Regions from separate parts of the Homo sapiens genome. Here region 2 is linked to region 1. A link is a loop called in an ENCODE intact Hi-C map of the cell type or tissue named here. Cell type or tissue: IMR-90. All regions are shown on one strand. Each heading gives the region's core, and the rest is flanking DNA. Links, peaks and the distances in the headings are about the cores only.

Region 1 (3,868 bases), core at 725-3,224:
CCAGTGTCCACTCTTCAGATCTCAGCACAACCATCTGTGCCCAGATCAAGAGATGTGTTCCTCTTCTACCCTCCCAAAACCTGATCTCTTCCTTTAGGCCACTTGGCCACAACTCAGAATTTTATCATGACCTGACAGCTTGCCTTTCCCCAGACCTGTAAAATCCACACAGCAGAGAGCACAGTTCAGCCAACACGTCCTAGGATCTTGCGCAGAGCCAGCTATGGGGACAATCAGTAAGTATCTGTGGTCTGTCTGCACTGTGGGTTAAGTCAGGCTTTTGAGAAAGAAGTTGAGAATCTAACCAACAAAAACTATTTTTCTTCCTAAGGAAATGTGGTCCCCAAGGCCAGTGTACTAAACAAGCTTTCAGAGCATGCGTTTACTACATTTAACATCCTACAGAGGATGGAATCCTCTTAAGCCTCCAAGCACCAGGCACCAGCCTCACTGCCACCCTGCATGCTGGGCAGAGCTCCACCTGCTCTTGGTTTTAAACAACTGACCTCCATGAGGAAGCTGTGCAGAGCCACTCTGTAGATTGGACAGAAATAAAGTGGCTGTTCTGGCAGTTGATTGTTATGGACTGAGCAGTGGTGCCCCCCAAACCCATAAGTTGAAGCTCTATCCCTCAATGTGATGATATTTGCAGGTGAGGCCTTTGGAAGGTAATTAGGATTAGATGAGGTCATGATGGGGGTGTTATGAAAACACCGGGATTCGGTCTAGGTCCTCCTGCTCCCCAAACAGAAAGCCAATCACTGAAACAACAAGCAGTGCCAAGGAAAAGGATTTTAATCGGCTTTAATCAGGTGCTGCAGCCAAGGAGATGAGAACTCAGTCTCAAATCCATCTCCCCAATGGACTAAAATTTGGGGTTTATACATCAGAGAAGAAATGTAACTATGTGTGAGAAAACAGGAACTAGGGAGGGGTAAGGAAGCAGACATGATGAAGGAGGGCCTGGAGAAGCATGATTCGATACTTTTTTGAGGGGTCTGGGCATCCTTTTCCTGAAGAAGGAAGTCAAGATAAAACAAATGTAAGTTTCAAACTTTAAGACCAGAAGGGTCAATTTCTCTGTTTATCCCAAAGAACCGCCTATAGGACTATTGGGTCGGTTTCAGCGGGGCCTCCATGACAGGAATAGTGTCCTTATGAGAAGAGAATCAAACAGACCTCTGTCTCTCCACCGTAAGAGGACACAGCAAGGCGGCAGCTGCCTGCAAGCCAGGAGGAGGGTCCTCTCCAGAACCCAACTGTGCTGGCACCTTGATCTTGGACCTCCAGCCTCCAGAACTAGGAAGTGTGTGTGTTGTTTCAGCTTCCTGGTCTGTGGTGCTTGCTAAGGCAGCCTGAGCTGACTGAGACAGGCTATCTGTGGCTATGGGGTAACACTATATGCATTAGCAAACACGTCAGTTCCTCAAGCCACAGGTCTGCATCCGGGGGAAACTTGTTCTATTGACCCTACAAATCTATGGTGCATTCCTGCAAGGTGTGCCAAGTGAGCATGGCTCTGACCACAGGCCCAGGGGAAGAACTGAAGCCACAAGACAGAATTCCAGGTGGCTGGGAGGAGGAGGGCCGTCCATCTGCCCACTGAGACGTACACACACCTCTGGAGTCACATGCAACAGGAATCCAGCTCCTAAGGCTCCGCTCAGGCCCTTTCCCCATCTGCCAGGCCGCCATCTGTCCACCCATGCCTCCCTGCGTGTCACCTCCCACCTGTGGCCCCAACAGGCCCTCAATGCCCTCCAAGTCAAGAAACACAGGAATCAAGGTGGCATTCCACCATACCCACCACCAGGGGGCACCAAGGGGCCAGAGGACCCCCAGCGCCTTCCTTCAGGCAATGGCAGTGCAAGATGAGCCTCAGCACAGGGCATTTGGAGGACATGGAGAGCACCTGCATGTCCCAGCTCACCTTTCAGAGTTGGAATCGGGCCGTCCTGCCCATCAAGGGGTCCTAAAGGGTCGTTCGGATCCAGAACCTCCACTTCACCTGGGAAAAAGAAACCAGGATAGGTATTAAACAAGTTTTCCTTTCAGGAGCCTTTAATTTGCTTCTTATGCAAAGACAACAGCATTCTAGCAAAACTACCCAGTATTTGTAGAAAACACAGAGGGATAAGACATTATGGTAACCTCTAGAGGGATTTTATAGTGATATAAAGATATGATGTAACAGTAAAAGTGATTTTGAAGCTTATCACAAGAATAGCAAATGCGGGGGCTTTGCAACACAGGTATGGAAATAAGTCAGTGGAGCCTGGGCTTCATTCAGAGAGGGACAGAGAGCGGGAAGGAGAGGGAGAGAAAGAAACCAAAGCACTGGCTGGCAAAATCAAACACTTCTGTAGCCAGATGCCGCAGACTGCCCTCCAGATGGAGGTCCTGGTAACTGGGTAATAAATTCAGAGTTGGAGAATTTCTTAAGCAACTCATTCCCCTCCCCATCCCCAGACCCACTGGCAGCAGCCAAGTACCCACCCCACAATGTAAAGGACATAAATGGGCGCTGTGGCTTTTCACTTCCATTCTTCCTATCATTTCTAGTCCAAATTTACCCGTCCCCAAAAGCCAAGCCCTGAGCCATCTTTCATAAAATGTCCATGACCAGCCATTTAGAAGAAAAGTTTCTATTCTCTAAGTCTCCCTGCAAACCATACACCTCTCCCGGGGCAATCCTACCATTCTTCCTCAGGTTAACAGTTGCATGCATTTTACTCTTCCTCAACAATAGGTAAACCACATGGGGACAGCTGGTGCTGCACCCCTGGGGGAGGACGAGTGGTCCCATCATGGAAACCCAGACAGAAGCACCTCCTGCTACATAACAGAGGCTGACATCAGCTATGCAAGGCAGTCCATGGACTTCTGCTGAAGTATTAAAGACTTCAGTTTGGATTTGAAATTTTACATCAGCACATTACACACACCATCACTCAGCACTGTTTAAATGTAGAGAGACCACATGAAATCAAACATACTTGCACTATATACACACATCGAAAAGAGACAAAAATTATTAACTGCTTAGAAATTGACAAATGGTCTGAAACACTCAAATAAATACATACCCCAAAGAAAAATAAGCTTCACTAGCCCAATTTCCCTGTGGAAAAGAGTCCTAGCTCTTCCCAAGTCAGCTTCTAATTCAGAAATGGAGGCATTTTCACGTGTGGAAATTTCACTTCCTCTGCCAGTCAAATGTGGTTAATAAACTCAGCATGTCCAATCACGAGATCTTTAGAACTGACACTTTAAGTTTCAACAAAACTAGGTTGTTATTGCTAATCTGAGAAACTAAGACACCACTTATATTTCGAAATTTTAAAGTGTTATCTTCCTATACTACATAGTTTGGGCTCACTCCAGATACTGCAGCCTTCTAAAGTCAATAAGCAAAATGTGACAGGAAGTATGTGAACTAGTAGAATGGGTACAAGTGAAAACAGGGCTCAGTGTTTTCAGCAGAACCCAATAGGGTTTCTCCTAACCCGTAAAAAGAGCTAAGAATACCACCTTTCCTCCAAAATAAACAAAACATGGAAATAATAACAACAAAACTGCCACACACACACACACACACCCCATCATCATCATCATCATCATCAAAATGTTATTATTAGTTATCTGGAATTATAGGTAATTTAAATTTCTTTTATTTCCATTTAAATGGCTCTACTGTGAACAAGTATCAATTTTTTAATGGTGTGTGAGACATAATTCACACACTATAAAATTCACCATTTTAAAGTGTGCAATTGAGTGGTTTTCAGTACATTCTCAAGGTTGTGCAACGATCACCACTATGAAATTCCAGAACATTTCATCATCTCCCCAAAAAACCTCATTCCCA
Region 2 (3,868 bases), core at 802-3,301, 250 kb after region 1:
CAGAAAAATCTAAAGGAAAAGTATTGCAAGCAATAGTAGTGGCTGCTGGATGAGGCTATAAGGGAAAAGGTGGAGAGATTCAACCAGTTAGCATGAAAGTCAAAAATAAATTTCCTCCAGAATATGGAGACACCAAAATAGTTCTAGATGACAAGGATTGTATCTTATTAAGAGATGGCAGACATTCTTGAAAAGTATGTAGACTGAAACAAATCACTATTGAAATGGCATCAACATGAAGCTGCCCACTGAAATTCTGTAATCTTTCATCATGCAAATAATGTTTTTTATAATAAAACTAGTAACTACATTTTTTTGATATATTGCATTTAATTCATTCAGTTCGTAACATTTAAAAACCTCCTTTGTGTATTTCTTTGATCTGTGGGTTATTTAGGAGCATACCAGTTAATTTGAGTGTTTTCCAGTTGCCTTTCTACTGTGGATGTCTGATTTAATCATATTGTGGACAGATAATATACTTTTTATGACTTCAATCTTTTTAGATTTACTGAGACTTGTTTTATGGCTCAGCATGTGGTCTATCCTGGAGAATATTTCATGTACACTTGAAAAGACTATGTATTTTGGAATCTCTGGGTGAAGAGTTCTTTCTTACCACACCCAGCTAATTTTTGTATTTTTGGTAGAGACAGGGTTTCTCCACGTTGGTCAGGCTGGTCTTGAACTCCTGACCTCAGGTGATCCACCTGCTTCGGCCTCCCAAAGTGCTGGGATTACAGGCGTGAGCCACTGTGCCCAGCCATGTTTAGCTTTTCTTGTCTCTTGTATATAGCAGAGTTTGTGTTTTGCTTTGTGAACCAATTTGAAAATTTTTTCTTGGAGTAGAAATAAAGTGCATGGGCCAGGTGCAGTGGCTCATGCATGTAATCCTAGCATTTTGGGAGACCGAGGTGGGCACACTGTTTGAGCCCAGCAGTTTGAGATCAGCCTGGGCAACAGAGTAAAACTCTGTCCCTACAAAAATATTTAAAAAATTAGCCAGGCATTGTGGCCCACACCTGTAGTCCGAGCTACTCAGGAGGCTGAGGCAGGAGGACAGCTTGAGCCCAGGAAGTTGAGGCTGCAATGAGCTGTGATTGCACCACTGCACTCCAGCCTAGGAAACAGAGTGAGACCCTGTGTCAAAAAAAAAAAAAAAAAAAAGTAAGTGGATGCCCATTCACTGTATGATTAATATGCTTAGTCTCACCTCATGCTATTTTGTTGTATTTTTAAAAATTTTTTATAGATTCAGGGGGTACAGTGCAGTTTTGATACTTGGGTGTATTTTCTGTGTGTATTGCATTATATTTATTATTTTTCCCCTGTATAGGGTCTAATTTTGCTTTTTTTTGAATTTAGGAAGTTTTATGTTTTTATTCTACTAGTTATCTTTATAATACAACTTCCTATAATGTACCTAATCCCGTTTTTGTACTTCTAGCATTCCATTTGTCTAAATATTTTTCTACTGTACCCCACCTATTTACATAATACACTATAAGTAAATTATTTTTTTTCAACTTTTAGATTTAGGGGTACATATGCAGGTTTCTTACCTGGGTATACTGCATGATGCTGAGGTTTGGGGTACAAATGATCTCATCATCAAGGTGTTGAGCATAGTACCCAATGGTTTTTCAACCCTTGCCCTGCCTCCTTCCTTTCCCACAGTCAGTATGTATTGTTCCCATCTTCACGTCCATGAGTATGCGGTGGTTAGCTCCTAAGTGAGAACATGCTTTATTTGGTTTTGAGTTAATTCGCAAGGTATAATTTACACACATTAAAGTATTTTACTTTTTAAAAACTCCAATCTCATGACAGATTATCATTCTGCTTTTTTTCTTTGAGACACGGTCTCACTCTGTTGCCCAGGCTGGAGTGCAGTGCTGGAATCACAGCTCATGACTGCCTTGACCTCCTAGGCTCACATCATCCTCCTGCCTCAGCCTCTCAAGTATCTAGGACTACGGGTGCACACCACCATGTCTGGCTTTTATTTTTGTAGACATCAGGTCTCGCTATGTTCCCCAAGCTGGTTTCAAACTCCTGATCTCAAGCAGTCCTCCTGCCTTGGCCTTCCAAAATGCTGGGATTACAGGTGTGAACCACCATGCCCGGCCTTGCATTTCTTAATCAGATGCTTTCCCCTAGTGGTTCCCTCAGGAAGGGCTCAAAAAGAAGTATTAAATTCTAATTTTAAATTGTTTTTCTATAACTTTGTTACTTGAAAGACTGCTTTGTGGAAATAAAATCCTTGAATCACATTTCCTTCTTCCTTCAAATCTCTAGAAAATGTTGCTGTCGAGATGAGTTATTTTATCTGTGTTCCATCATCCTTAAGCTTCCTACTCCTCTTCACCAGGAAATAAGTAAGGAAATGAAGTTTAAGCATCCTCCATAGCTTAACCCATACTGTTAGGTGTACGTTATGAATGTTTTTATTTGATGTCATCATAGGGACAGTGTTTTGGAAAGATGCATGGAGATATTCAGATTTACATGTTGGACATCTCTATCTTCTGGGACTAAGGTTTTATGCCCACAAGGAAAGATGGCATGAGGCCCACACATCAGATGATTATTATTTCATAGACTTAAAGATACATCTTCTCTACCCACATTGTAATATCTCTAATATTGGAAGACATCTTACAGCATAATACAGATAGAATTATTTTCTTCTAGTGGTACATAAAAAAAGTACACATGGTACAATTAGTGAAGTACTGAATTTGATGAAATAACTGGTGTATTTTCTGTCCCAACTTGCCCCAAAGCCCTACTTTTCCTGAAGTTAGAATTTAGTCACAGACAATAAAAAGGTGGTGTGGTTCTCTTCTTCCCTGCGGACAGTCCTGCTGAGTGGAAATGGGCTCCCAATGGTCTCTACACTGCTCACCCCAAGCCACTGCCTTTTAAAACACAGATCATTGGTAGAGCACTCTGGAAACTTCTCACTCTGTAAAAGAGGAATTTGTAACTTGGTCCAGATTTGAGATGACTGTACTTTCTCAGCATTTTGCTTCAGTTTGATCCAAATTTTACTGTTTCTAGTAGACATTTCATCGTGGTGTATATTACTGGATTGTGGTCACTCTATAATTTTAACACAAAAATTTTACTTTTGGTTCCTTTCGTTTACAATGTTGGTTTTAAGGACTGAAATAATGTGCCTGATCCGCCATCTTTCCCAGAAACTCCTGATCATATTTTCAAAAAGTTTATTACAAACATTATTTTGATGTTGCTATTTTCACTTAGAAAGTATTCTAAAAGAAGCTGAACAGTTATTTATGAAAATAATGGCCATGATATTTTTGTAGTCCTATGAGGTCAGCAAGAACCTAGGAAACTTCAGATACTATATATTCTTTGGTTGGATGTGAAAAAAGGAACTAAGAAATTTAATTGTTATTTTCTAAAATAAGACCAAACAACAAAGAATACTACCCCAGTGCAAAAAAGTTAAAATTAAGAGACTATTCTGTTGGATATATTACATATGCAAATAGACTAATAATCAGGAATATAGGTTTATTTCATTAAAAAATAAAACAAAACAAACCAGACTCATCCCCCAAAGAGTACTTTATCCTTTAAAGCAGCAGCAATCACAAGGCACATATGTACAAAATACCTCAAGCAAAATAGAAACTGAACATTCAAAAAGTATGTGTTGTTTAAAAAGATGTTGAAGACCATTTGAGTAATAAGCACAGGTTATAAAAATCACAATTTTATTCTTCTACCTTTAACAAGAGAAGGAATGATGGCATAATATTTATATGCTATATTGTGGCACGTATAACAAACCTTTACACCACATAACCTGGTTTGCTAAAGAAAAAACAGGTAAAGT

The links. A loop is a pair of places that touch in the nucleus more often than their neighbours do. Peaks named below come from ENCODE experiments on the same cell type or tissue, not always from the same donor. Only the 100,000 strongest peaks of a DNase experiment are listed, where the experiment ranks them.
Region 2: it touches region 1 in a loop (2.2-fold over the local background); 7 of 110 quality-filtered maps call a loop at or near these places.

What each region holds. Positions count from the first base shown.
Region 1 is chr9:91,773,811-91,777,678 of GRCh38, forward strand. It overlaps ROR2 (receptor tyrosine kinase like orphan receptor 2), which reads right to left. Exons shown (of 9, transcript NM_004560.4): 2 at 1,931-2,008. Among named protein-coding and RNA genes, the nearest start is that of MIR3910-2, 140 kb to the left of the region's middle. In IMR-90, for the core only: a CTCF peak has its summit at 1,810 (motif pointing right); no DNase peak of the experiment used is centred there; H3K27ac peaks cover 798 bases.
Region 2 is chr9:92,027,618-92,031,485 of GRCh38, forward strand. It overlaps SPTLC1 (serine palmitoyltransferase long chain base subunit 1), which reads right to left. Exons shown (of 15, transcript NM_006415.4): 15 at 3,530-3,868. It also overlaps the pseudogene HSPE1P22. Among named protein-coding and RNA genes, the nearest start is that of ROR2, 79 kb to the left of the region's middle. In IMR-90, for the core only: a CTCF peak has its summit at 2,157; no DNase peak of the experiment used is centred there.